Linked DNA regions of Homo sapiens: region 1 is linked to region 2. Evidence: read pairs that join two places in POLR2A ChIA-PET (ENCODE). Cell type or tissue: GM12878. All regions are shown on one strand. Links, peaks and the distances in the headings refer to the core of each region. The heading gives the core; the rest is flanking DNA.

Region 1 (10,595 bases), core at 1,027-9,026, 55 kb after region 2:
AGTGGTTTTCAAAAGAGGGCCTTCATTCCAACTGTGTGGATGACACTGATGTTACTCAATTTTTCTAGGGTTTCTGAGGAACAGCGATCCTGCTCTGGGCTGGGTCCCTGTGTAACAAGATTACATTGCTGAGTGAGATATTTAAACATAAGACATTTCCTGTAAGTGTCATATGCAGAAAAGGAGGTTAAGGAACTTTATTTACAGTGTCTTGGCTGGATGCTGTGGCTGGCGGCTGTAAACCCAGCACTTTGCGAGGCCAAGGCGTGAGGATCACTTGAGGTCAGGAGTTTGAGACCAGCCTGAACAACATGGTGAAACTCCGTCTGTACCAAAAATAAAAAAATTAACTGAGGTGGTGGCATGCTCCTGTAGTCTCAGCTACTTGGGAGGCTGAGGCAGTAGATTCGCTTGAATCCAGGAGGCAGAGATTGTAGTGAGCTGAGATTGTGCCACTGTACTCCAGTCTGGGCAACACAGTGAGACTCCATCTCAAAAAAAAAAAAAAAGTGTCTAATAATCAGAATCTAAAACTGTATCCTAGAATGGCACTGCCCAGTATGGTGGCCATTAGCTGTAAGTAATAATTTAAATTCAGATTAAAGTTAAAAATGTGGTTTCTCAGTCACAGTAGCTACTTTTAAGTACTCACTAGCTCAGTAACTAGTGATTACCCTATTGAGGAACACAGATATACAACATTTTCATCCTTCAAGAAAGTTATGTTGGACAGTGCTGTTCTAGAATGTTGACTGATGGGCAGCCAGAATTTTCAAGCCTGTTTTCTTGTGGGCTCTCTAGATCCCTTTTTTTCTTACATTCTGAACATGAGGGACTTAGCTAATTTAGCTCTAAATTTCTTTCCGGCCCTAACATAGTTTATTTCCACTGGGAGAAGCAATGCTATTGTTAATCCAGATTACTGGGATGTGTTCCTTTGGTCAGGAATGGGAATTAACATTTCAGTAATGGGAATTATAATGTAGTCTGTAATTTGAACCTTTTTTGAAGTGTTACTTTTGAGTCAGACATTTTAGCTCTTTTAGCACTGTTAAACTGGCAACCTCAGCGGCTTGTACAGGGAGGTATTGGTCTAACAATCAGTTTCTTTTTGGTTCAAAGAATTTTTGAAGCTACTCACCTTTTTGAAAGTTGATAGGTTGTAGATAGGCTCTAGTTAGCTTTTATGACTTTTGTGGAGGAAAAATATTTGTTTTCACAAATGTAAATCTCATGGCAGCTTTTTATATGTGATTAGGGATAAGTGCATTGGATTTTCTGGTAAATTCAGGTTACCATATATAGAGAAAGGTGGGGTATATTGGAATTTCCAGCAGTAGTGGACAAAACCAAACTGATCTGTGATGCACCCAGGCTAATAGAAATAAGTGAATGAAAATGCATGTCATCCATGAGGCTGAGGGACAGAGCTGCAACAGTGCCAGGCACCTGAAGTTTTGGCTACAGCTATTAACTCGAGGGATGATGTACTAGCTAACTACATCTGTTCATTTAGCTGTACCAGATGTCCCATATCATAGGCAAGTTCGAATTTATTAGGGCAGAAGAATGTCCTGGGAGAGGTCATTGATGCCACTTGCTACCGCTCTGGCCTTGGATGGAAGAGGAGGGCCAAGCCACACCAGAGCATTTTGTTTCCAGGTTGTGGATAAGCTCTAGTTAGCTTTATTGATACTTTAGTCATTACCTGGCAGAGTGAGGTTGGTGATGTACTTAGGACCTTTTTGGGAGTGTCTTTTCTCATTTATTTCTGCTGAAGTAGAGTGGTGTGGAGGAACAGCTGTTGATGTATCTGCTTCTTGGACTCTTACACACTGATAAGTTGAAGTGCAGTTGCATAAAATAATCACACTCACAGCCACACTTCCTGGAAGGAGAAACATTCTGACCGTTCAAGAATATCACAAACACTCTTCCTGTAGTCAGCTTCTTTGTCCAGGCACTTGGTTTTATTCATTTATTTTTTACAAGAAAGTAAAAAAAAATTTCTGTGGCTTATGGTACCTAACTGGAAGAGTGGAGGCAGGAAGTTGAGGAACACAGAGTGGGTGGTGGGCTTTGCTGTCAGTTCTGTGCTTTGAAAGCTTTTATCTATTTCAGATCATAATTTTTTAATGGCAGCCCTTTCTAGGATGCTTTCGGCAGAAAAATGTACTGGCAAAATCGTCTCCTGAAAAGATTTACGATGAGACACATAAAGTACATTGAGTAGTATAGTTATTCTTAAACTAGTCATAAGAGTATTAACTAGCAATAAATAATAAAAAATAAACCAGAGGTAGGAGAAGGTATGGTGATTTCAATGTGAGTTGCTTTTGGATTTATGATTTCTTGGTTTCTGTGCCTAAGGAGGCATGGATGGTATTATTTTCTTTTCTTTTTTTTTTGAGACGGAGTCTCGCTGTGTCGCCCAGGCTGGAGTGCAGTGGCGCCATCTTGGCTCACTGCAACCTCTGCCTCCCGGATTCAAGCCGATTTCTTCTGCCTCAGCCTCCCGAGTAGCTGGGACTACAGGTGCCTGCCACCACACCCGGCTAATTTTTTGTATTTTTAGTAGAGACGGGGTTTCACCGTGTTAGCCAGGATGGTCTCAATCTCCTTACCTCGTGATCCGCCCGCCTCGGCCTCCCAAAGTGCTGGGATTACAGGCATGAGCCACTATGCCCGGCCTGGATGGTATTATTCTTTTTCTTCAGTTGCTGCTGAAATCTAAAAAAACCAGGTTTTTCAAGTCCTTATGTGTTCGTGTGTGAAACTTTGCTTGTACATACAAAATTTTTACATTGTTTAACTTTACTGCATGCAGTTTAGTTTGCCTTTTCCTTTTAATATAACTTAAAGGTATTCTCTTACGAAGTGGAGAACTGTTCTGTGGACTGATCAGCAGTGGGTTTGAGCCTGTAAATCGCCACTGCACTCCAGCCTGGGTAACATAATGAGGCTTTGTTGCTTTAAAAAAAAAAAAAGTGGAGGATGCCAGACTTGGTGGCTCATGCCTGTAATCCCAGCACTTTGGGTGGCTGAGGTGGGCAGATCACCTGAGGTCAGGAGTTCGAGACCAGCCTGGACAACATGGTAAAACCCCATCTCTACTGAAAATACAGAAATTAGCTGGGCTTAATGGCCTGCGCCTGTAATCCCAGCTACTCGGGAAGCTGAAGCAGGCGAATCACTTGAATCAGGAGGTGGAGGTTGCAGTGAGCCAAGATTGCACTACTGCACTCCAGCCTGGGCAATAGAGTGAGACTCCGGCTCGAAAAATGAAATGAAATAAAATAAAATAAATGGAGAAGTGTTTTTGTATATTGACCCACAAAAATACTTGCATGTAGAAACTTTTAATTTTTTTTATTGATTTGGGAGGACATGTTCATGTAGTCTCTGAGGCCTGAGTTCCCTGTTTCTGTGGATCAGTCACTGTTAACTAGCTCACCCTGTTCCCCCAACCTCACCCATGCTGTAGCACTTCCAATATGTGCTTAAAACCGTGCATTTTATTTGTAAGGCTGATGATCTTCTTCAGGGAATATTGAGCAGGATCTATTAAGGAACAGTTGCTTTGACTTAAATGAAAAAGTCTTTGCAACTGACAGATAAAATCTTGAGTGAAAATGTGTGGAGTACTGCACTCTTGTATAGTAGGATCTCTTTAGGGGATCTCAAAAATCCTGATCTGTGGAAGTGTATGTCCCTACAAACTGCATTTTCTTACCCTTGGTTTTAAACTTTCTAGGATTATATATTCTAATATGATAGTTGAAAGCCACCAAATTTACCTAAATAGTTTTCATTCTAAATAAATTAGATTTTTACATTGTGTGTGTTTTTGGTTGGAGTTAGGGACAGGAAGAGTAGACTGTTGGTTTTGTGTTTAAAGTTGCGGTGCAGAAAAGTCATTGGACAGAGATCTGTGTAATTTGGAGGTGAGTTGGAAGGGAAAGGACACAGAAGGTGGTCAAAGGGGAAGACTGGGGCAAGGGGGATGAGGATGGGGACACACAGAGGAAAGTAGAATGGTGGGATTATAATTGGGAATGAAGTTGCTTTGTGGCCACCATCGTTTAGTCAAACTGTGAGAGGTGGTCTCATCTGTAAGGCTAGAGTAATTAATGTGAAAAGGTGGTGGTTAGGGTGAATGAGATGTTCTGTCTTTTCTTGAAGTGTGGTATGTGAGTCCCCTGGGACCTTACAGGAAAGTGCTAATGATCACAGGATGACAGCTGAGATACAGATTCCAAACTAAAGTTTAGTGGAAATAGCAGCAGCTTTCAGCAAAATTGGTGTTCCATCATTTTAGAAACCCACGGGCTCTTCTGCTAAGACCATAGATACCTTCTTAGCCAGTTAAAGAAAAATGCTTCATGGTTTCTCTTTGCAGCAGGCCATGGAGACTCAACCTACCTTTCTTTTATTGATATTGCCACAACCTATTAATTCCATTCCTTGGGATTGATTTTTCTTCTCTCCTCTTTCCCCCATGCCTGGTGGGGAATTCAACAGTCTTGCCCATCGTCTGTTTAACTTGCTCTTCTTAGAAAAACAACTCACACAAGCCCTTCTTTTTTAAAAGATTTTACAGTGAATACATATGGGGAAGTTACATTAGATCTTAAAGAATTTAACAGTAGTATTTCCTGGGGAATGGGACCTTTTCTTATTTGCTGAGAGGCTGATGAAGGGCCCCCTTTCTCGTCTATCCCAAACTCCTCCAAAACTCCGAAGATGAAGGGCATACTGATCTCTTATCTCCAGAAAACCAGCTGAACCAAGTGGCTAGGCATGGGTTTTGGAATCAAAGATCTGGATTGGAATCAAAGACGTGAGTTTACCTCTGTGTCTCTTTATCTTTAAAAAAATAGTATCTTAGAGTTGGCTTTGAGATTTAATGAGCTCTGATGCCTCTCAAGCCCTTGCCACAGAGCCTGGTCATGGTAATTACATTTATTAAAGGCCAGCTTCCCAACTTGAAAGAAGGAGCACTGATGGCAGATTAGTAAATACAGAACTATCTTACCTCATATGGGAAATTTGCATTTATAGTGATCTCCAGACTGATGCCACCTTATTAATTGGTGAAGTTTCTGACCAGCTTTTGGCCCCTTTGGCCATTTTCCAGAGCCAGTCCTTTTTCCAGCAAGTGTTAAGCACTCTATTGTGTGTCTTGAGCTATGCTAGGCAAGAGATACCTTGGTCTGGCTTCTGCCCTGAGAAAGCTCACGGTCTAGAAGGGGAGATGGATCAATAAACTGACAAAACAGTGTTCGAGAAGTGCTCTGGGAGATCACTGAGTATTGTGAGAACTCTAATGGGCAGCTTACCTAGATGGGAACTGAGGGCGGCCAGGAGAGCTTCTCATGAGTTAGGTTTGAGCTAGATATGAAAGACGAGCAGAAGTTAACCACATGAAGATGGTAAGGAGGGGATTTCTGGGCAGAGGGAACAGCATGTACAGAGAGGCACAGAGGAATGGGAAAGTGTGCTGAATTAAGAGAGGTGCAAACACAAGTCCATATGTTAGCTGCAGTGTATGGCAGGAGGCAAGACAAACCTGGGGAGATGAGCAGGGGCCAGTTATGAAGATACTTCATTGCTGCACTGTTGAACTTAAGGATCAGGAAGCAACTGGGAAGCATTTAAAGATTTTAAGCATGGATAACAGATGATATTTATAATATGTTTCAAAAAAGTTAATGTGGAGGATGCATTGGAGTGTATAGGCAGAGAGACCAGTTAGAGCAATTAAACCTTTTTGGACCATGGATCCCTTTGGCAATCTGGTGAAGTCGTGGACCCCTTCTGAGAATAATGCATAAAACAAAACACTTGTAATTACAAAGGAAACCGGTTAGCCTGTGGACCATGGGAGCCTGTGGACCCTAGATAAAGTAACCCTGGGAGAAGGCAGCAGTAGGGGGCTGAAAATAATTGTAGGCTGGCAGTGGGGAGTGAAGAGGGGGCTTAAGTTTAAGAGCAGCGACAGATTGGATGGTGGGGAGTGGTGGTAAAGGAGAAGAGAGGCAGCAGGGTCTGACATGGACTGCAGGATGGAAGATGATGTCAGGTCACTTGCGGTGGGTGTAGAAGTTCTTTCACTTACAAACTCTAGATATGAAAGGTCATTTGTGAATTCATCTATTCCTAAATCCAAAGTGAAATTGGAGAAGCAACTAGTAGTGCCCTCTGTCAGTGGTATGCATTGTTTTGTACAGTAGGAAAAAGTTCATGCTTTGGAAGTTCTTAAGTTGAAGTGATTCAGTGAATTTGTACTAGAAGATGGTAATGGGTGGTGAGAGAGATGATTAGTTTTAGACAGGTTAAGTTTACTTACTGGTGAATTATAGACAGCTTATAAGACAGTTTCTTGCTTTGCTTTGCTTTTCTCTTCCCTTCCCTCCCCCTCTCCCCTCTCTCCTCGACAGGGTCTCGCTCTGTTGCCCAGGAGGCTAGAGTGCAGTGACAGGATCATAGTTCACTGTAGCCTCGAACTCCTGGGCTTAAGTGATCCTTCTGCCTGAGCCTCTGAAGTAGCTAGGACTACAGGTGCATGCCACCACACCTGCCAAATTTTAAAGTTTTTCTTTTTTTTTTGTAGAGATGGGGGTCTGTCTCTGTTTCTCAAGCTGGTTTTGAACCTCTGGCCTCAAGTGATCCTCCCGTCTTGGCCTCCCAAAACATTGGGACGGGCGTGATCCCACTACTGATGAGCACAGGAGTTTTGACCTGCTCCATTTCTAACCTGGGCCAGTTCACTCCTCCTTTGGTAACCTGATGGTCCTTTGTTCATGGCAGGTCACCATATTGATGCTGAATTTAGTGTGGACACCTGATCAGCATAATGCAGTACTGCCCAGAACTCCTGGGCTCAAGCAGTCCACCTCAGCCTCCCAAGTAGCTGTGACTACAGGCATGCTACCATTGTATCTTTTTTTATGTGAATTTTTTATTGAAATATAAATAATGAAAAATACATGAATCTTCAGTGTATAGCTAAATGAATTTTCACAAAGTGAATATGCCTGTGTAACCAGAAATAGCTAACAAGAAATAGCATTTCCGGCCCCCAAGAATCCCTCTTCCTGTCCTCTTCCAGTAACTGCTCCCTTCCTCTCTCAGGGGTAATCACTATCCCAACTTGTACCATCACAGATTACTTACAATTTTTTTCTTCTTAGATGTTTTTCTACTTTTTAATTGAAGTATGACTTAGTTTACTGCAAACATTTCAAGTGTGTACTTTGGTAGATTAAAAAAAATAGACTTCATGGCCGGGCACGGTGGCTCACACCTGTCATCCCAGTACTTTGGGAGGCCGAGGCAGGCAGATCACTTGAGGTCAGGAGTTAGAGACTAGCCTGGCCAACATAGTGAAACCTCGTCTCTACTAAAAAATACAAAAATTAGCTGGGCGTGGTGGCGAGCGTCTGTAGTCCCAGCTACCCGGGAGGCTGAGGCAGGAGAATCACTTGAACCTGGGAGGTGGAGGCTGCAGTGAGCCAAGATTGCGCCACTGCACTTCCAGCCTGGGCGACAGAGTGACACTGTCTCAAAAAAAAAAAAAAAAAAAGGACTTCATTTTTGAAAAGGAGTTTCAGGTTTACAACAAAATTTACTAGAAGGTAAAAAGAGAGAGTTCCCATATACCCTTTAACTGTCTACACACACAGCCTCCCCTACTATCGACATCTCACATTAGTGTGGAACATTTTATAGAATTGATGAACCTACAGTGACACATCATTATCACTCAAAGCCCATAGTTTGCAGTGGGATTCACTCTTGGTGGTGGTATATTCAGTGGATTTTGACAATGTGTAATGAATCTACCATTATAATGTCATATAGAACATTTCACTGCCGTAAAAACCCTCTCTGCTCTGCCTGTTCATCTCTCCCTTCTCTTCAACCTTTGGCAACAACTTTTCATTGTCTCCCTAATTTTGGCTTTTCCAAAATTTCATATTGTTGGAATCATACAGTATGTAGCCTTTTCAGATTGACTTCTTTTATATAGTAATAAGCATTTAAGTTCCTTCCATGTCTTTTCATGGCTTGCTAGCTCATTTTTAGTGCTGAATAATATTCCAGTGTCTGAATTATACTACAGTTTATCCACTTACCTACTGGAAGACATCTTGATTGCTTCCAAGTTTTGGCAATTATGAATAAGGCTGCTAGGAACATCTGTGTGCAGGTTTTTGTGTGGACATAAGTTTTCAGCTCATTTGGTTACATACCAAGGAACACAACTGCTGGATCATATGATAAGAGTATGTTTAGTTTTGTAAGAAACTGCGAAACTCTAACAAATGATTGTACCATTTTGCATTCCTATCAGCAGTGAATGAGAGTTCCTGTTGCTCCATATCCTTGTCAGCATTTGGTGGTGTTGAATGCTGACACTATATGATACATATGCATATATCATTATGTATATATAATGATATATGCTCATATGCATATATCATTATGCATATATAATGATATATGCTCATATATGCATATATCATGCATATATAATGATATATGCTCATATGCATATATCATTATGATATATGTGTGTATGCATGTATGTTTCAAAAAAAAAAACTAGATACTACCAGTTTTCAAAAATGATTATATCGGTTTACATTCATACCACCAGTATATGAGAGTTCCGGTTAGTCCACATTTTGTCAATAGTTGCTGTTGATGGTCACTTTCATTTTGGTTGTATAAAGTTATTGCATTTTTCTTTTAATTTATATTTCTCTGATGACTAACAAAATAGAGCATCTTTTTTCATTGGCCATTTGGCTAAACTTTGTTGTGAGGTGCCTGTTTAAGCATTTTGCTTACGTTTCTATTAGGTCATCTGCTTTTTTCTCATTCATTTGTAAGAGGTTTTTGTTTTGTTGTTGGAGATAGAGTCTCACCACTCTCTCCCAGGCTGGGGTGCGGTGACAGAGTCATGGCTCATTGCAGCCTCAGCCTATGGGCTCAAGTGATCTTCCTGCCTCAGCCTCCCATGTAGCTGGGACCCCAGGTGTGTGCCACCACACTCAGCTAACTTAAATTTTTTGTAGAGACAGGGTTTCACCATGTTGCCCAGGCTGGTCTTGAACTCCTGGGCTCCAGTGATCCTCCTGCCCCAGCCTCCCAAAGTGCTGGGATTACAGGCGTGAGCCACCATGCCTGGCCTGTAAGAGTTTTTTTTTTTTTTTTTTTAAATGTATTCTGGATGAGTCCTTTTTTAGATAGCATGTACATGTACTGTATGGTTTTGTATTATTTTAAATCCTTTTTTAAAAAAATTATAAAATGAGTGTATTTGTGTGGTAAAAAATTTAAACACATAAATGGGTATATTATGAAAAGGATGTCTCCCTCCTAGTTTTAGTCCCTTACTGGGAGACCATAGCCTTAGTCCCACTTAGTCATGGTTATGTTCTTTTGAGTATGTTTCCTATGCATGTACTGCATTTGTTCTTTTTTTTAACACAAATAGCATACGACACACTATTCCGGAACCACCTCAGTTTTTTCAGTTAACGTATCTTGGAATTCTTTCCAAATGAGCATATACATTTCTAGCATCCTGTATAATAAATGGCAGAACAGTATTCCAGTTAGGTGCATGTACCAGATTTTATGTAATCAGTTTATCTAGTTCCTTCTTGATGAGTATTATTATGCTACAAAAGTAGCATGAAATATGTTGAATTTTAGGGCTTATGGACAATCTAAGTGTGAAAATGCCTTAGGTGTCTGAATTAGGAGAGAGGATGAGCTAGGGCTTTATCATTTAGGGTGACATGAGTGTGTATTGTCATAACTGAAGCCAAGGGAGCAGGTAGAGTCACATAAGAAGTATTGTTAGATCAGTGATTCTCTGTGGGATAGAAATGGAGTTGTCAGAATCACTTCGGGAGTCTTTTCTAAAAAACACATTACTCATGCTTTCCCTAGCCCCAGTTTAGTGGGTCCACGATAAGGTTTGGATAGTTCATCCTTGACCTTTTTTCTTTCATCTCTTGAAAAAGTGTCACTTTCTTTTGAGACCCAGTGGTATAGAGTGAAAAGATAACTAAGGATGGAACCCTGAGGAACACAGGTAGAAAAAGATGAGTTTGGAAAGGAGTTGGATACACTGAGATAGGAGGTAAATCAGGTGAGTATAAGGTTAGTGAAACCAAAGGAGGTGATATTTCAATGAAGAAATGGCAGTAGGTTCATGCTGCAAAGAATGGTCAAGTTAAGATGATAATTGAGACATCTCTGCTCCTTGAAGGTCCTAGAAGAACTTGAGTAATGCTTTTAAAGTCATGTTAGTGCCTCTCAGCAGTATTCTGGCCCAGCATGGTACCAGGGTATGTTTTGTGAAAAATTGTTGTAATTACATCCTATGTGTACCAGAAATGAACATCTTTCATTAATCATTCATGAATCTAACCATCATGAATTGAAACTTCTCTTGAATCTATATTTTCACTTCTATTAACACTTCCAATAATATATATGTTTTTAGGGTAATTTTTTAAAAAACTCTTGAACTTCAACTTCTTAGTCTTCTAGGTTCTGGCAGACAAGATTGCGTT
Region 2 (10,595 bases), core at 1,262-9,261:
ACAGGATTTCACCATGTTGGCCAGGCTGGTCTCAAACTTCTGACCTCAAGTGATCTGCCCGCCTCAGCCTCCCGAAGTGCTGGGATTACAGGCCTGAGCCACCATGCTCAGCCCCTGTATAAGTTTCCAAGAATGGCCATAACAACCCAAATTGGGTGGCTTAGAACAATAGATATGTACTGTCTCATAGTTCTGGAGGCAAGAAGTCGGAAATCAAGGTGTTGGCAGAGCTGCCCTCCCTCCAGGAGCTCCAAAGAGATGCCATTCCTTGCCTCTTCTAGTTTCTGGTGGCTCCAGGTGTTCTTTGGCTTGTGGCTGCATCACTCCCACCTCTGGCTCCATCTTCACATGCCCTTTCTCCTCTTCTCTGTGTGTCTCTCCTCTGTGCGTTGCTTATAGAACACTTGTCATCGGATTTGGAGCCCACCTGTGTAATCCAGGATGACCTTATCCAGGATACTTAATTATATATGCAAAGACCCTTTTTCCAAATAAGTTCATATTAGGCTGGGCACGGTGGCTCATGCCTGTAATCCCAGCACTTTGGGAGGCTGATGCGGGCAGATCACGAGGTCAGGAGTTCTAGACCAGCCTGACCAACATGGTGAAACCTCATCCCTACTAAAAATACAAAAATTAGCCAGGCATAGTGGCGCACACCTGTAATCCCAGCTACTCAGGAGGCTGAGGCAGGAGAATCACTTGAACCCGGGAGGTGGAGGTTGCAGTGAGCTGAGATTGTGCCACTGCACTCCAGCCTGGGTGACAGAGCAAGACTCCATCTCAAAAAAAAAAAAGGTTTATATTAAAACATCCACAGCCAGGCATGGTAGCTCACACCTATAATCCCAGCACTTTGGGAGGCCGAGGCAGGTGGATCATGAGGTCAGGAGATCGAGACCATCCTGGCTAACACGGTGAAACCCCGTCTCTACTAAAAATACAAAAAATTAGCCAGGCGTGGTGGCTTGCGCCTGTAATCCCAGCTACTCGGCAGGCTGAGGCAGGAGAATGGTGTGAACCCGGGAGGTGGAGCTTGCAGTGAGCTGAGATTGTGCCACTGCACTCCAGCTTGGGCGACAGAGTGAGACTCCATCTCCCAAAAAAAAAAAAAAAAAAAAAAAATCCACAAGTTTCAGGGTTTATAACATGGACATATCTTTTTGAGGGTCACCATTCAGCCCACGGCAGACACTTTGCTGGAAAAGGTGATAAGGTGAAAGTCGGTATTCTGAATAGTGGAACTACAGCCCTCTCCCTCTGCTCAGTTCTCAGTATGCTGGCAGTCGGGTTTATACCCTCAGGCAGGAGATTGGAGAATCTCTCCTTGGAGAAACTGACTGGCTCAAGAGAAAGTGTGTATATACTGACACTGGGCATCTGCCAAGGAAGCAGCTGGGTCCCCACCTGATCACCCTTCCATGAGGCCCACATAGTTGACAGCTTTCCCATGGAGCTGTCAAATGATTTCCTAGTAACCCACTTTTAAATATGAACAGACAGCAGGGATCATCACATGGGTACAGAAAGTCTCCAACTTGAAAGACAGAGACCAAAACAAACAGACAAAAAGGAAATATGAGAAAACATAAATTACGCAAGAAGCAGATTAAAACTTACATAATAAAAAAGCAATATAAACATTATTTGTGGAGAGATGAGACTATGTTATACCCATGAAATAAAAATAATATAAAAGGAAACAGAAAACAAGTGCTCTTAAAAATTAAAAATAATTTCAGGCCTGGCGCGGTGGCTCACACCTGTAATCCCAGCACTTTGGGAGGCCAAGGTGGGCGGATCACGAGGTCAGGAGATGGAGACCATCCTGGCTAACACGGTGAAACCCCGTCTCTACTGCAAATACAAAAAAAAATTGCCGGGCGTGGTGGCGGGCGCCTGTAGTCCCAGCTACTCAGGAGGCTGAGGCAGGAGAATGGCGTGAACGCGGGAGGCGGAGCTTGCAGTGAGCGGAAATGGCGCCACTGCACTCCAGCCTGGGCAACAGAGCAAGACTCTGTCTCAAAATAATAATAATAATAATAATAATAATAATTTCAAAGGATAATGGCTTAAAATCAATATAAAGGTTGAAAGATCAAGTTGTGGGACTCTCCCATGAAATAGAAAAAAACAAAACAAAGAGTGGGAATATGAGAGACAAAAATAAAAAAATCCAAAGATTAGTCAATTAAGTCTAACATAGGACTAATAAGAATATCAGAAAAAGAAGAACAGGCTGGGGAGCAGTGGCTCATGCCTATAATCCCAGCACTTTGGGAGGCTGAGGAGAGACGACTGGTTGAGCCCAGGAGCTCAAGAACAGCCAGGGCAAAATAACAAGACCCCATCTCTAAATAAGCAAGTAAGCAAGTAAGAAAAAGAACTGAGACTATAGAGGGAAAAAATAAGTAAAGAAATAATAAAAGAGGCGGACGCAGTGGCTCACGCCTGTAATCCCAACACTGTGGGAGGCTGAGGCGGATGGATCACTTGAGGTTAGGAATTCGAGACCAGCCTGCCCAACATGGTGAGACCCCGTCTCTGCTAAAAATACAAAAATTAGCTGGGCGTGGTGGCAGCCACCTGTAATCCCAGCTACTAGGAAGGCTGAGGCAGGAGAATGGCGTGAACCTGGGAGGCGGAGCTTGCAGTGAGCAGAGATCACGCCACTGCACTCCAGCCTGGGTAACACAGCAAGACTCTGTCTCAAAAAAAAAAAAAAAAAAAAAAAAGGAAAGCAAGCAAGAAAGAAATAATAAAAGAAAAATTTCCAGCACTAAAATACATGTTTGAGATTATCGAGAACAATGAACAGAGACCAATACAAAGCATACATCATTATGAAATTTCAAAACACTAGCGATAAAAAAGAAACCCTAAAAGCTTCCAGAGGGGGGAAAAAAATTGGTTACTTGCAAAGAAAAGGAAGTCAGAATGAACTCAGATTTTGTTTATCCATAAAAGTGGAAGCTAGAAGACAATTATCAATGTATTTTAAATTCTGAGGACATGGTTTTCTATCTAGAATTGTATACCCAACAAAACTATCAACCAAAGGGCAGGTAGAATAAAGACATTTTCAGGCTTGCAAGATCTCAACATATATGTCTCCTATAGACCCTTTCTCAAATCTTGGAAAATATGCTCCACTAAAAGGAGGAAGTCAATCAAGAAAGAGAAGATTTTATGGCCCAGGAAAGAAGGAATGCAACACAGGCGAAAGGTACATGGCATTTGTCAGATAAGTGTAAAGGGAACTCCCAGGATGAGAGCTGGGCAGCAGTCCCAGAGAAGAATCCATCCAGATTGAGTGGAGGACAGGACACTTCCAGAAAGATATCACTAAAAAGGAAACAAAATGGTTAGCATCTAATGTGTTTAAAAGTGTTAAAGAATTTGTCGGGGCCAGGTGCAGTGGCTCATTTTGTAATCCCAGCAATTTGAGAGGCTGAGGTGGGAGCATTGCTTGAGCTCAGGAGTTGGAGGCTAGCCTGGGCAACATAGGGAGACCCCATCTCTGAAAAAAAGAAAAAATTAAAACATTAGGCAGGCATGATGGTGCACACCTGTTAGTCCCAGCTACTCTGGGGGCTGAAGTGGGAGGATCACTTGAGTGGGAAGATCAAGGCTGCAGTGAGCCATGATCATACCACTGCACTCCAGCCTGGGCAACAGAGTGAGAACTTGTCTCAAAAAAAAAAAAAAAAAAAAAAGGATTTGTCAAATTTGTGATATATATAGGAAAAACTAAGATTTTTTTTTTTTTTTGAGATGGAGTCTTGCTCTGTCGCCCAGGCTGGAGTGCAGTGGCACAATCTCGCCTCACTGCAAGCTCTGCCTCCCGGGTTCACACCATTCTCCTGCCTCAGCCTCCTCAGTAGCTGGGACTACAGGCACCCGCCACCATGCCCGGCTAATTTTTTATATTTTTAGTAGAGACAGGGTTTCACTGTGTTAGCCAGGATGGTCTCGATCTCCTGACCTCATGATCTGCTCACCTCGACCTCCCAAAGTGCTGGGATTACAGGCGTGAGCCACCACACCTGGCCTAAGATTTTTTTTTTTTTTTTTTAACAGAGCCAGTAATTAACTCCACAGGAAGCAGGGTAATACAATTTTCAAAATGTAATCAGAGTCTACTTTTTGGCTCAACCATGAATAATATTTGCAAAATCATAATAAAATAAACATTGAATATTGATGTATTAAAATGTGAAAAAAAGTGGAGCCAGGTATGATGGCGCATGCCTGTAGTCTCAGCTACTCTGGCTGGGGTGGAAAGATCGCTTCAGTCCAGGAGTTAGAGGCCAACCTGGAAACGTAACAAGACCTTGTCTCTATTAAATTAATTTAAAAGATGGAATAAAATGATAAAACTACATTGGTGGAGAAAAAGTGGAGGGTTGGGTTTAGCAAACTTAACGTTTTCATCTTCCATACTATAAAGGCAATAGTTTATACTTAAAACTAAAACATCAATAGGAAAATAAGTATTTTTTTGCATAGAAATCTGAAAATACTAGGAAAAAACCAAAACAGTTAACACTTAAAAATGGCTGCCTCTCAGGAGCAGGACTGCAGGGTGCAGAAGGCCAGTGTGGAAATGGCTGTTTCATTATAAGCCTTTAAGTATTTGACTTTTTAACAATGTCTATGTATAATTGTAATTTATAAACATCAGTGAATATTAATATAATACTAACATGCCAGCCAAACAGAAATTAGTGAGATCGCTAATTTTTACTTCTACCTCCAGCTCTAATTCTCTGAGTCTTTTTTTGAGACAGAGTCTGGCTCTGTTGCCCAGGCTGGAGTGCAGTGGCACAGTTTCAGCTCACTGCAACCTCTGCCTCCCGGGTTCAAGCGATTCTCCTGCCTCAGCCTCCCGAGTAGCTGGGATTACAGGCGTGTGCCACTGTGCCTGGCTAATTTTTGTATTTTTTGTAGAGATGGGGTTTCACCAAGTTGGCCAGGCTGGTCTTGAACTCCTGACCTCAACTGATCTGCTCACCTTAGCCTCCCAAAGTGCTGGGATTACAGGCATGAGCCACCGCACCCGGTCCTCTGAGTCTTCTGTGCCTGATTCTAGCTGTGCCTCAATGCTCTTTGTTCCTCTATCCTCTTCCCACCTCTTCTTTCCTCTCTTCACTCCCTCCTATCTCCCCACTCCCACCACACCCTGACACCATGCTCCTGCCAGTCAGTGAATCTCGGGAGCTGCCATAGTGCCCCCAACTCCCCTCTTACCTCTGGCTTGTCGTCCCCGCCCCCTTGATCTCACCCGCAGTTCAAGGGCTGAACTGAGTGGGCATGAGCACGAAGGCTGTTGTCCGCAGGCCGGGGGCCTATCATCTCCTGAGCCTGTCTTTATGTAAAAGGCTGGTATTCGGTTCTTCATTGTATTAGTTTCTTATTGCTGCTGTCGTAAATTACCACAAACCTAGTGCCTTAAAACAACACAAGTTTATTAGTTCCCAGTTCTGTAAGTCACAGTCTGACACCGGTCTCACTGAGCTAAAAACAAGGTGTCAGCAGGACTTCATTTCCTTCTGGAGGCTCTGGGGGAACATCTGCTTTCTCGCCTTTTCTAGTTTCCAGAGGTTGCTTGCAGTCCTTGGCAGTGGCCTCCAAACGTCTTCAAAGCCAGGCGAGTCTTTCTCACACCATACTTCTCTGACTCTACTTCCGCCATGACATTTCTTTCCCCGATTCCAACTCTTCTGCCGCCCTCTTCTGCTTTTAAGGACCCTTATGATTACATTGGCTCCACCTGGACAACTCAGGCTCCTCCCCCTACCTCAAGGTCTGCTGATTAGCAACCTTTCTTCCGCCTGCACCCGATCTCCCCTTTGCCATATAATTTAGCATATTCACGAATTTTAGAGCACGTAGACCTCTTCAGGAGGGGGGCATCATTCTGCCCGCCACAATCACAGATCTTGTTTTGCATTAATTTTGATTTTTAAAACTAGCTCATTCAAGTATTAAGTCTCTTAATTGCTGAGTTTTTTGGCACCCCTAAAATTTGATGCCTGAGGTGAGTGAGGCACCCTCATCCAGGCCCTGTCTATCTTTCTTTCTTGGCCCACCCCTTCCATCCTCAAGCCCAGCCCAGCCAAGCATCTTGCACCTCAGGCTGCCCAGGATCCAGCCAAGTTCTGCAGGTGGTTTCCCAACCGCATGCATTTCTCTGCTCCGGTTTCAGAAGTGGGGGCTCAGGCTCTCAGGCTGCCGAGTCAAAGATGGGAAGAGAAAATGTTCGATTTCTCCTGGGCCCCAGGGAGGAGTCAGGCCCCAGTCACTAGACACCTGATCCTCCCCTCGTGGCTGCAGAGACAGCAGCCTTAAGGCTGGCCACAAGCAGCGGGGCCTGAAGCTGGAGGAGCGGGGAGGAGAGTTGAAAGAGGATCCTAGCACTGCTTGAAGGTCATGGGCAGCCAGCGGGTGTCTGGGCCACCACAGTGGGGGATACTGGAAAGCTGATGTGGCTCTCACACTGGAGAGGCCCCTGGGAGGTAGAGGGCGTGATTCCCAGCCATCCTAGCAATGTCACAAAGGAGACTGCTGTGTTGTGGGGGGACGGGGGAAGACTGGGAGGGGAGAGGAAAACTGGGAGAGGAGTGGGTCTTCCTGAGGCTGTGGGGGAAGGGGAGTGGCTACCAAACATTCTGCAATGGAGACAGTGCGTACCTGAGTTCTCAGGAAGGTGGGGAGGGGGTGGTAGAAGGAGAAGGGCAAGTAGAACCAGCATGCCGCCGTAACTTACACCTCTCCATGAGCCTGCAAAGCCACCCTCATGGGGAGGCCATGCACTTGAGACCCTACCCTTACATAAAACTTTCAAGTCCCCAGAGCACCTCAACATTCTCATCTGATTCCCACAACCCCAGGAGGCAGGCAGGAGCACCCCCATTTTACAGATGAGGAGGCTCCATGCAGTGACTTCCCACTTTCATCATGGCTCAGAGAGCCCCCACATCTCCCAGCTCCTCCTCTTTGCCTCCTGGCTTCTCTTCCTAGAAGGAAAGGGAGTGTGATGGAGAAAACTGGGGAAGAGGTGAGGGTCCCTGGGCCAGATAAGAGACAAACACCACCACCATTGCCACCCCTAACAACAAAGTGTCTGACTCCAGGAGTTACTGTGCAGGAAAATGCCAAGCTCAACACATCCTCCTGGAGTCAGCACTCCACGGAACTGGCATGAGGATTTTAGGGGCTCCTCCCCTACTGTCCTCCATCCATAACTGCTCAGAACTGCCTGGTGCCCCCTTGCTACCCACATCCACCACTACTGAGGGCCAGACTGTGGGGTCCAGTGTCACTGGTTAAGGCTCCTGTCACCCCATCCCCTGGGGCAAAGGTTGGGCCAGATGCCTCCTCCTTCTACCCTCTGGGTCTCCCTCACCACCTGCTTCAGGGGCCCCTCACTTTCCCAGAGAATGCCCCAGAGATGGAGTTCCCCACTCAGGCCCACAGGCCTACAGACCTCATCTTGCTGGCAGGGCACATTGAGGAAGGGGGTTTCAGAAAAGGTGGTTTCTCTGAATACATTGTGCCCACTCCTTCACTTCATTTTATAGCACTGTACCCAGAGCACTGCCAGCCACATGGCAGGGACTTGGCAAATACAGTATTGATTAATTTACTTCTCTCTCCCTGCCGTGGCAGAGACCCCAGGAAGAATTTGCCCCCTCAAGTGGTCTTGGGGGCAGGCTCAGATATTCAGAAGGTGATGGGATCTCCCTGGGTCCTGCCAGCATGGAAAGCCCTCCTTATGTGCCCAGCATGGCCTGGTGGGAGGCAGCAAGATGGACAAGCTGCCCTCAGAGGCAGGCATGACTGGCAGCTCCCATCAGCAGCTGCCGGTGTTCTCAATGAAGTGAGGTGATAGAGGAGGTCTCCCTTCTCCCTCCCTGCCCCAGGGCTGGCTGGGCCCTCTAAATGTGTCAAATGAGAACCAGGTGCAAATTAAGTGACTGAGGCACAAAGGCATTGAAGTTGGTATTTCCCATCCGAGGTACTGAGGCAAGGTCACTGGGAATCATTAACAGGTGGAGAGAGGGAGGAAGTGGGGCTATTCAGACAGAGGCTGAGAGGCCAGAGGGAAAAGGGTAGGGTGGAGGGGGAGGGAAGAAGGGAAATTTGCACACCATGAAAGGGGAGGGGAGAGAAGAGACTTGGCCCCAGTACCCTCAGTGGGTGAGCTTGGCATGGCCGCCTTGAGGCTGAGGGCTGCCTGTGCTCTGGAGCAGGTGGGGCGGTTTGTAGCATGAACAGAGGTTTCTCTGATCCTCCAGCTGCCTGGATCCCTTATTGCCCAGGGGTGGTGGCCTGGGAGGCTGCCCAGAAGGGCTGGTGACCTGAGGGGCTGGAGGTCCTGGGCCAGGCCCCCCAAGGTCATGCCAGCTGGCCCTCCCCTGGGCCCAATCAGAGGCTTGGAGTGCACAGCTGCCAACTTATGACTCAGAGGACCTGAGTAATTGACCCACAACTAATCACTAATGGTTTGCATATTTTGCATTTACTTTACATTCTCCTGGGGGTCTCTCTGCAATCACTCCCTACAGGCCCCTCCCCCTGCCCCCATCCCCCGTCCTTCTGTCTCCCTGCTATTTCCTCCAGGCCCAGACCCACAGACCCCCATCTCCTGTCCCTGCTCTCTCACCTGGGATCAGATAGGGCAGGTCATGGGTGGGAACATCCAAACTCCATCCTCTCTGACTTGAGGGCGCAGCAAGGGCAGCTAGGGGCACCTTGGGAGTGGCCAAGATCTGTCTGATAATTAATCTTCCTGCTAATGGAGGCTTCTCTGCCATCAGGGCTTTTAAGGAAACTCAGGGAAGTCCTTTAGTGCCATCAGCGCTGTCTCTGAGGTCCATAGGGGGCTCATTAGCAGCCCTCCACCTCACAGTTAGTGGCCCCTCCTCCAAATGGCTGCAGGAAGGGAGGAGAGCAGCCCAAGGCCCTGAGTGGAACTACTGCAGCCTGAACTGCTTCCCCACTACACCCCCCGCCAAATCTCTGAAGTGGAGTGAAGCGGCTCCTGCCTCTCTTCCAAAGTACTCCCCTTAGCTAGAAAGGACCTATCCTAGACAAGGAAAGCAAGGTCCAGAGAGGCTGAGTGATTTGCCCGAGGCCACCCAGGCAGCGGGACAAGCTGAACTGCAGTCGGCTGTAACCTCCTAACCTCAGGTCTCCTCTACCTCCATCCCTAACATGGGGAAAGGCAGCCCTTTCTCCAAGGGCTTTGGAAGGCAGGCAGGCCACTGATCCAGTTGGGACTGACCCCCAGGCCAGAGGCCAAATGGGATGACCCCTGGGAGTTTCCCATCATCCCAGGATGCTGGGGTTCTTTAGTACATTGAACCAGACCTCTTTCACTTTCAGGACAGGCTGTAAAGCTCTCCATTGTTTGTCACAGCAGTTTAAGGCCAAAGAGGCCTCTCTCAGTGAGAAATCAGGTGCAGAGTGGGGTGGTGGGCAGCAGCCCTTTTGGGGCTGCCCAAAAGGAAGGATCGGGCACAGAGGGCTGCAGTTTCCACCTATTCTACAAACAGGAGCACCCCCCTGAGCTAGACCCTCTGCTGGGTGTGAGAAGTCCCAGGAGTGAAAGAGACGTGTTTTACTTTCAGTAAATAACTGATCAAAATGGATGGAGTGATTTGCAGCAAATCTTTTAAAGTATTCTGGGATTCAGTTTCCCCATCTTGTTTTGTTTGTTTGTTTTTGAGACAGAGTCTTGCTCTGTTGCCAGGCTGGAGTGCAGCGGCACGATCTCAGCTCACTGCAAGCTCTGCCTCCCAGATTCAGGTGATTCTCCTGCTTCAGCCTCCCGAGTAGCTGGAACTACAGGTGCACACCACCACGCCCGGCTAATTTTTGTATTTTTAGTAAAGACGGGATTTCACCACGTTGGCCAGGACGGTCTCGATCTCTTGACCTCGTGATCTGCTCACCTCAGCCTCCCACAGTGTTGGGATTACAGATGTGAGCCACCACGCCCGGCCTCCCCCACATCTTTAAGATGGGAATCTGATCTGATGCTCGAGGAAGCCTGAAAGGCCACAGAGAATCAAGTCTCAGGGAGCAGCCACAGATGCTGCCTATTGCCACAGATGCAGATGATTCACAGATTGGAGAAACAACAATATAATTCTGCAGCACAGTACCAGCCATGGGAGTGCTCGAGAAATGGTCATGGGTACTCTTAATATTACTTTGTGGTGGTGGTGATTGCTTTTTGTTTTTTTGAGACGGCGTCTCACTCTGTTGCCCAGGCTGGAGTGCAGTGGTGCGATCTCGGCTCACTGCAACCCCCACCTCCCGGGCTCAAGTGATTCTCTTGCCTCAGCCTCCCGAGTAGCTGGGATTACAGGCACCTGCCACAATGCCCAGCTGATTCGGTGGTGGTTGCTTTTGAGATGTCTTTCTGACCTCAGGTCCCAGGCTGGAAATTCTATATAGCAACCTTCTTTCCCAGCTTCCCACAGATTATGGGGATAGAAGAAATGACATTTATTAAGCACCTGCTGGCACTGTGTTGGACACTTTGCATGTGTTATCCCATTTAACCCTCATGATTTCCTAATGTG

Evidence for each region. Peaks named below come from ENCODE experiments on the same cell type or tissue, not always from the same donor. Only the 100,000 strongest peaks of a DNase experiment are listed, where the experiment ranks them.
Region 1: POLR2A ChIA-PET joins it to region 2 with 10 read pairs; 5 of 35 experiments call an interaction of 5 or more read pairs at or near these places.

Annotation. Positions count from the first base shown.
Region 1 is chr6:37,826,259-37,836,853 of GRCh38, forward strand. All of the region lies in intron 1 of ZFAND3 (zinc finger AN1-type containing 3), which reads left to right. It also overlaps the pseudogene RN7SL285P. Among named protein-coding and RNA genes, the nearest start is that of ZFAND3, 12 kb to the left of the region's middle. In GM12878, for the core only: no CTCF peak of the experiment used is centred there; DNase peaks (open chromatin) are centred at 4,161 and 5,364; H3K4me3 peaks cover 430 bases; H3K27ac peaks cover 2,494 bases.
Region 2 is chr6:37,771,203-37,781,797 of GRCh38, forward strand. No RefSeq gene overlaps it. Among named protein-coding and RNA genes, the nearest start is that of ZFAND3-DT, 43 kb to the right of the region's middle. RefSeq lists enhancers at 5,249-5,799, 5,867-6,798, 6,393-6,462. In GM12878, for the core only: no CTCF peak of the experiment used is centred there; a DNase peak (open chromatin) is centred at 6,239; H3K27ac peaks cover 1,658 bases.